2 separate regions of the Homo sapiens genome follow, and region 2 is linked to region 1. A link is a contact called in ENCODE POLR2A ChIA-PET data. All regions are on one chromosome and are shown on one strand. Each heading gives the region's core, a stretch centred on a gene start or an enhancer-like site at or near the end of the contact. The rest is flanking DNA. Distances are from core to core; before and after follow the strand shown. Region 1 overlaps SRL (sarcalumenin). Region 2 overlaps ADCY9 (adenylate cyclase 9).

The links. ChIA-PET counts read pairs that join two places held with the same protein, here RNA polymerase II (POLR2A).
Region 2: POLR2A ChIA-PET joins it to region 1 with 26 read pairs in PC-9. The contact joins two enhancer-like sites. POLR2A ChIA-PET finds 5 or more read pairs at or near these places in 7 of 52 experiments (HEK293, MCF 10A, OCI-LY7 and 4 more).

What each region holds. Positions count from the first base shown.
Region 1 is chr16:4,207,031-4,210,751 of GRCh38, forward strand. All of the region lies in intron 1 of SRL (sarcalumenin), which reads right to left. Among named protein-coding and RNA genes, the nearest start is that of SRL, 33 kb to the right of the region's middle. Within about 2 kb of position 1,367, at least 6 of the 41 ENCODE cell types and tissues checked have a DNase peak (open chromatin) inside an H3K27ac peak, as active enhancers do.
Region 2 is chr16:4,108,676-4,112,485 of GRCh38, forward strand. The region is part of intron 2 of ADCY9 (adenylate cyclase 9); the gene reads right to left. Among named protein-coding and RNA genes, the nearest start is that of ADCY9, 5.9 kb to the right of the region's middle. RefSeq lists an enhancer at 1-266. Within about 2 kb of position 2,101, at least 6 of the 41 ENCODE cell types and tissues checked have a DNase peak (open chromatin) inside an H3K27ac peak, as active enhancers do.

The sequences.
Region 1 (3,721 bases), core at 117-2,616:
GGGACTCCTCGGCTTCCTGCAGATCCCCGCCTTCCTGGGGCTCCCTGGCTTCCTGGGGCTCCCCAGCCTCCTGGGGCTCCGTGGCCTCCTCGGAGGCGCCCTCTGCTTCTTCTGAGCTAGCCCCATCGCCGCTGTCCTCTTCGGACTCCTCTTCGGAGGGAACTCCTCCTTCTTCCTCGCTTCCACTTCCATCACCACTTTCCTCTTCAGAGGAGGCTTCATCTGCGTCCTCCTCAGTCATCTCTGGGGACTGGTTCTCCTCAGTGTCCCCTGCCTTAACGCTTTGGGCGCCCCCAGGCTCTGCACTGGCCTCTGCAGCTGGGCCGGGCTCCCCCTGGTCCTCGGTGCCCTCACTGGCTTGTGTGTCAATATCTGGCTCCGACTCTCCCCCAACAGCCGCGACGTCAGGGGCTCCCTCTGGCACTGCAGGCTCCTCGCCAGGCCCAGGGCTGCCCTCGGCCTCTGCGTTCAGTGGGCCGACCCCATCACCCTCTGAGTGAGGAGAGGCCCCCTCTGCCTTTGGCTCTGCTGTCCCTGCTACTGCTCCCTGCACCAGGCTGTCCCCTTGGACCTCCTGGACTTCCTCGGGGAGTTCATGGCCCCCAGCCTGTCCTCCTGCCTCTCCACTGGCAGTTCCCTCCGTGGGGAGCCCAAACCCAGTCTCCTCCTCTCCTTGTCCCTCTCCAGAACTGGGCTCCGGCCACTCCTCTTCCACAGGCCCCTTGGCCCCTCCTGGAGGGAGGGCGCTTGCCACTGGTGGGCCATTCTTTTCCTCCCCAGGCCCCGCAGCGTCCCTGTCGTCCCTTTCCCCAGGTGGAGGTGACTCTGTGGCTGAGGCATTGGAGAGGCTGGCTTCAGGATCGGGGCCCGCGCTGGCGGCAGACGCGGGGGTCTTCTTGGGGCTCTCGGCCTCCCTGCCATCTGGGTAGTGAAGGAGCAGTTTCTTGTCTTGAGGGGCTGTGTCTGCATAAAGCGCCCTTTCTTTCTCCTCTAGACTTGCGTCTCCAGCAGAGAAATGATTCTCCAACAAATTGCCAACATCTTCTGTGCCACCCGACGCGGAGACTTGCAGTTCTAAATGATTAGAACATGATTGGTCAGTTTCACAGGGTTGGCACCGGCTCTGTTTCTCAAGAGTCTATAATAACCTAGCTCCCGTCTTCTGGGATGTGGTGTTGGCCTGGTGTGCAGTGTTACGCCCACCAACCTGGGTCTTCAGGACTACCTCGTGCGTAGCGAGCAGAATAGGTGTTATTCTGCCTCCCTCCCAAGATGTAGAAGCTGTGGATCAGGGAGTTAAAGGACTGACCCGTTGTCCATCACTAACGAAGTGAGCAGCTGTGCTAACCCGAGAACCGCCCCCGCACCGCGACCCTGGCCCTGACCTTCAAGCTTCCGGGCTTGGTCCTGATGACTGTATATGGAGGGAAAGTTGGGCGAGCCCTTCCAGTCCCTCAACCTTGCTCACGGGCGTGTGCAGCTGGGCTCAACCTTGGAGATGCTTCCAAGAAGGGACAAATGCTTGTGCATCCCACCTCATGGCAGTTCCTACTGTCATTAACCAGCAGGCTTTTAATACTGCTCTCAGCGAAGGAGTGAAAACAGGTGTTTGCAGGCCGGATAATCTTAGGTTACACAGCACGGTGCTTAAGGGATTACTTGTGGCTCTCAACCTTATTAAGTCACACATCTAACCCTGTCCCAGTAAGGGCAGGCATTTGCTGGCCCCCCTACCTTAGATTAGAGGGTACATGGCCTGAGGAGGAGATATCTAAAACAGGCCGGGCCTGGCTTCCCAAAGGCTCTGGCCAACCCCTTCCAAGGGGATCCCCTTGTAAGGGACTGCAGCTTAACCCAGAGAGCAGAGGGCCCAGGAAGAGAGAAGAGTAGGGGCCTCATCTGTGCCAGAGACCTCTGTCAAGGATCAAGTTTAATATGTTTGGAAAATGGGGTCAGAAAAGGCTAAGTGTGGTGGCTCATGCCTGTAATCCCAGCACTTTGGGAGGTCGAGATAGGCAGATCACCTGAGGTTGGGAGTTTGAGACCAGCCTGGCCAACATGGTGAAACCCCATCTCTACTAAAAATATGAAAAATTAGCTGGGTGTGGTGACACACACCTGTAATCCCGGCTACTCAGGAGGCTGAGGCTGGAGAATGACTTGAACCGGGAGGTGGAGGTTGCAGTGAGCCGAGATCGCGCCACTGCACTCCAGGCTGGGCGACAGAGTGAGACTCCATCTCAAAAAAAAAAAGAAAAAAGAAAATGGGGCCCATTAGGCCCACCCCTCTGCCCCCTGCCCCCAGGCTAGGGTCTGTTTATGGGGGACATTGCAGGCTCATGGAGATGAGGGGACCACAGGTGTCCTGCCTTGGAGCAGCTGAGGCAGCCTCTGTTCTTCCTTGACTCTCAAGGCCCCTCTCCGAGGAAGAGTACCCCACCTATCTGCTGGATGCAGACAACCCCCCTCTCTCAGGCCACCACTTGCTACTCCCATCTCTCCCTCCCACAAAGAAAAGCCACTTCTTGGAGTACCCCTTCTCCCTCAGGGTACCCACCCTTGTTCCCCAAAAGCTGGGTGGCCTCCAGGGATCAGGAGCAAATATTTTCTCATTAGTTCCCATAGACAGCTAGCCTGTTGTCGAACTCAGAAAGATGTGAAGCTTGGTGCCTTTTATTATAGAGGAGCCCCGTGGATTGAAATATACAACTTTTCCCCCAGCACTTTCATATGCATGGCCATTTAACCTTCTTTACGACTGTCAGAGAGATTTCAGAGCTGAATAAGTGAAAGTCCAGAGATCTTTGCCCTGCCCTAGATACATCACCACTAGGTAGTTAATGGGTGACCGGAACCCAGAACTGCCCAGTCCCTGTCCAGGCTTCCATGCCATGCTGTGCTTAGCAGGGCACAGGGGACCCCTTCCTGCTGGAATCTCAGCTCCTGCCTGCACGTGCCTTCTCTTCAGGCTCAAGCTCCGTACTGGTCCTGGCTCCTGATTTGCAGGAATCCAATTTAATTCTGTGTTCCCAGGGCCTGGCACCCTGCCTGACCCACAGAAAGTGCTGGAAGAGGTCCGCGGTCAGATTGGGGTACCAAAACGAATTCCTGGTCCCTTAGTGGGGGACAGGACAGGGAGCTGACTGTTGCTCAGTTTAATCTCCTTTCATCACCACCTACATACCTGTAAGTCCTGACTCCTTCACCTACATCTCTATCTCTCCACCTTCCACCCCTGCAGAAAAATCTATGGTGGGAATTTGGTTTAATCAGAAGAGACTGAATGTCCTCTGAACAGCAGGATACGTATAATGTATATGACATACATCTGTATGTACATATCTGAGATACAGCCTGCCAGGCAATGCTTAAGCACTTTATATATAAAACAGTATCTTCATCATACTGAATTTTCTTAATCTTACTTGTTTTGGTAAAATGAGTATTACTCATATCTTTTTTTTTTTTTTTTTTTTTGAGACAAGGTCTCACTCTGTCACCCAGGCTGGAGTGCAGTGAACGCGATCTCGGTTCACTGTAATCTCCACCTCCCGGGTTCAAGCGATTCTTCTGCCTCAGCCTCCCGAGTAGCTGGAATTACAGGCGCATGCTAAGTTAATTTTTGTATTTTTAATAGAGACAGGGTTTCACCATGTTGGCTAGGCTGGTCTTGAACTCCTGATCTCAAGGGATCCACCCACCTCAGCCTCTCAAAGTGCTG
Region 2 (3,810 bases), core at 851-3,350, 98 kb before region 1:
TCTCCATATCTTTAATAACTGTCCCTCACACTTTTTTTTTTTTTTTTGAGACAGGGTCTCATTCTTGTCGCCCAGGCTGGAGTGCAATGGTGCAATCTTGGCTCACTGCAACCTCCGTCTCCCAGGTTCAAGCAATTCTCCTGCCTCAGCATCCCGAGTAGCTGGGATTACAGGTACCTGCCACCACACCTGGTTAATTTTTGTATTTTTAGTAAATATGGGGTTTCACCACGTTGGCCAGGCTGGTCTCAAACTCCTGACCTCAGGTGATCCGCCTACCTCGGCCTCCCAAAGTGTTGAGATTACAGGCATGAGCCACCATGCCTGGCCCCTCACTTTTTAGATTATTTCCAAAATCCTAGCAGTATGCTAAAAATTCCTGCAACCTTCTCCCAGTGACTGGCCACCCTAGATAAGATTTCTCACACTCGTACACCCCATCTGCTGTATCCCCTTCCTGCTTTATGTTTGTTCACAAAACACTTTTTCTATTTTACTTATTTATGGTTTGACTCCCCTGTTGTCCCCTCTATTAGATCTCCCCTATTTGAAGGCCTGGTTTTTGTTTCTTAGAGACAGGGTCTCACTCTGTCGCCCAGGCTGGAATGCAGTGGTGCAATCACGGCTCTCTGCAACCTCGACCTCGTGGGCTCCAGCGATCCTCCTATATTATTGACTTAAAAATTCTTGTCCCCTATTACAAGAGCAGGAATTGTTGTCTGTTTTGTTTACGGCTGTATTGCCAGAACCCAGAACCGTGCCTGGCACGGAGTAAATGATTTGCTGAATGAGTAAGCAAGCCAGGGGTTCCGGGCCTCTGTACTCTGCAAGTCCATCCTGCATTCTCCATTCATACCATAGCAACTTCAAAGGCCCCTCACCCATTCCTGACTCCACATTGTCGCCAAGTCACTTCCAGAAACTTAAAATGCCATTTCCCATTCACATGGTCAAGCCCTTCCCCTCCTGCCAGTCGTTTGTTTAAATCTGGCTTGCAGTCCCATCAAGCTGCTCTTCCTAATGCCACTCAGATCCCATCACCTCCATCACTGCTACTGTAACTTTGGATTGGGCCACCATCACCCCTACCTGGGATTTACTCGACACCTCATTAATCTCTTTCCAACCCACACTCACTAGCTCTGAAAGAGTGAACTTTCTAAAACTGCAAGTCAGATCACCTAAGCCCCCTGTTGAGTGGTTCCCTGACACCTATGGGGTCAAATGCAAACTCCTTCCCACGCTACCCATGGCCTTCCTTGTCCTGATGAACAACTAACAATCGTCCGCCCCCACAGAGAAGCACAGGGCCCAGCCATACCCACCTCTCCGCTCTGCCCTGGTGCTCTTCTGTCCACCTGGAGAGCCACAGCCTGATCTCAGGACCCAGCTCCAGCAGGAGCCCCCTCTAAAGCGCTCCCCACTCCCGAACATACTCCACAACATTTTTAACTGTGAGCTCACGGAGGTTGGGAACTATTAACGCAGGTCAGACGCGCCCCAAAGTGGGGCCGAGCCCAAGAGGGTTCTTGGCTTTGCCCAGGAAATAATTCAAGGGTGAGCCGGTGGCAGGAAAGAAAACACCTTTATTGAAGAGGCAGGCAGTGTTATACGGCTCCATGACTGCTCCTGCAGAGCTGGGCTTTCCCAAAGGCGGAAAGTAGCAGCTCAGGGCAGTTTTGCAATCATACTTATACCTACTTTTTTTTTTTTTTTTTTTTTTTTTTGAGACGCAGTCTCGCCTAGGCTGTCGCCCAGGCTGGAGTGCAGTGGACATGATCACAGCTCACTGCAACCTCCACCTCCTGGGTTCAAGCGATTCTTCTGCCTCAGCCTCCCGAGCACCTGGGATTACAGGCGCACACCACCACACCAGGCTAATTTTTGTATTTTTAGTAGAGACGGGGTTTCACTATATTGGCCACACTGGTCTCCAACTCATGACCACAGGTGATCCACCCGCCTTGGCCTCCCAAAGTGCTGGGATTACAGGCATGAGCCACTGCGCCCAGCCTTACCTTATACCTACTTTTAATTTCCTGTAGAGTAAAGGTAGGCTTAGGCAGACACTTCTAGGAAAAGGGTGGTGGCTTTTGGGTTGTCAGGTCACGGCCATGGAAAGAGGCAGTAACTCCGGGTGTGGCCATGGCGACAGTAAACTAACAAGGCACACTGGTGGGCGTGCCTTGCAGAACGCTGCTTCTGCCCCATCCCTGTATCAGCTAGTCCTCAATTCGGTCTGGCATCTGAACCCCGCCTCTGGAGTCGAGTCCCACCTCCTACCTCACGATCACGGATCCTGCTCCACGATCACGGATCCTGCTCCACATCCACAGTGCCAGGTGCACAGTCAGTGCCAGGGGCACGACACAGATTTCAGAGTGAAGGAATGTGCAGAAATCATGAAACTACCCTTCTGCAAAGCCTGTTCGGATAAATTTGAATGAGAGGAGCTTCCTTCTGTGCTCCCAGGCTAGTTCTAGAAGCCCCTTCTCATTCTATGGATGCCCATTCCTGCAGGGCCGCTACTGGCTGCTTTTTAACCCTGGGATCAGAAAAGGGGGTAAGAGGGAAAGGCTAATACACCCAGTATTGGGGTTTTTTTTGTTTTTGTTGTTGTTGTTTTTTAAGACAGAGTTGCTCTGTCGCCCAGGCTGGTGTGCAGTGGCGCAGCCTCGGCTCACTACAACCTTCTCTTCCCGGGTTCAAACAATTCTCCTGCCTCAGCCTCCCGTAATACCCAATATTGTATAGAGAAAACATCTGCCACCAGCCCAAAGGCAGAGGCTAAAATCGATCTTACATGTAGATAAGCTTAACTATGTGTGTGAAAGGGTCTTCTACAAACTGTGCTGTCATCTCAATTTAGCTTTGTAAGGACAGTTTCCAAAAGGGCCAGGAAGTTGTGTAGACATACTCTATTCCTGGAGTCCTATCCACAAAGGTTTGTAAAATGAGCTCAAGAAAACAAAATCGTGGTCTCAGAGAAAGAGCTAAAGGAAAGAATATCACTTTTAAAAAATCAGCAGCTAAGCTAAGCCTTCTATCTTCCCTACTCCCTACAGTACTAAAACTTTTATAAATATACAATGTACACAAATGTCAAGAAAAGTTAATTTACCAAATTTACACTATTTGAGGTTTAAAAAAAAAAAAACACAAACTCACTCTAGCATTTTTTTTTTTTGGCTCTGTGTCTGAGACCCCTGATCTACAAACTTAAAAATAAAACTACTCATAAATTCACAAAATAGGTATTCAATGACTTGGCAATTTCCAAACATATTTAATAATTACACCCTCTTCATTTTTGAAATTCGAGTAATACAGCATACAAAGTACAGCTTACAAAACGTTCTCATTGTCCTCTGGGCCAACATATTTAATTTAACGTACTGCCGCCCAGCTCCACCGTCCCACAGTCTCCAAGGACAGAGCTCACAACACCTGGGCCCTAAAAATGCCAAGGTGGCAAGCAGGGGGTTACACCCACAGCCCCGTCCACTGACACCTTCAGACTCAAGAGCGAGTGCCACCGCCCTAAACGGAAAGACACTCATCACGGCAGCATCTTTCAAGTGAACAGAAAGTGTAGTTTCTGACCTTGTTAACATAGTCCTTAAAGTGCTCTAGGTTAGGGGAATTCTCGGGTGAAAATAGTTTTCGTCTACATCCATAAAATCTTCAACAGCAAAGTTAGTAAAATAAAGAAAAATCAGAAGAAAGATGATGTTCCCTTGCCAGAGAACAAATACATAAAAGATACAGGAGCTCAGATCACAAGCCAGAGAAAGAGAATGCCAACTGGAC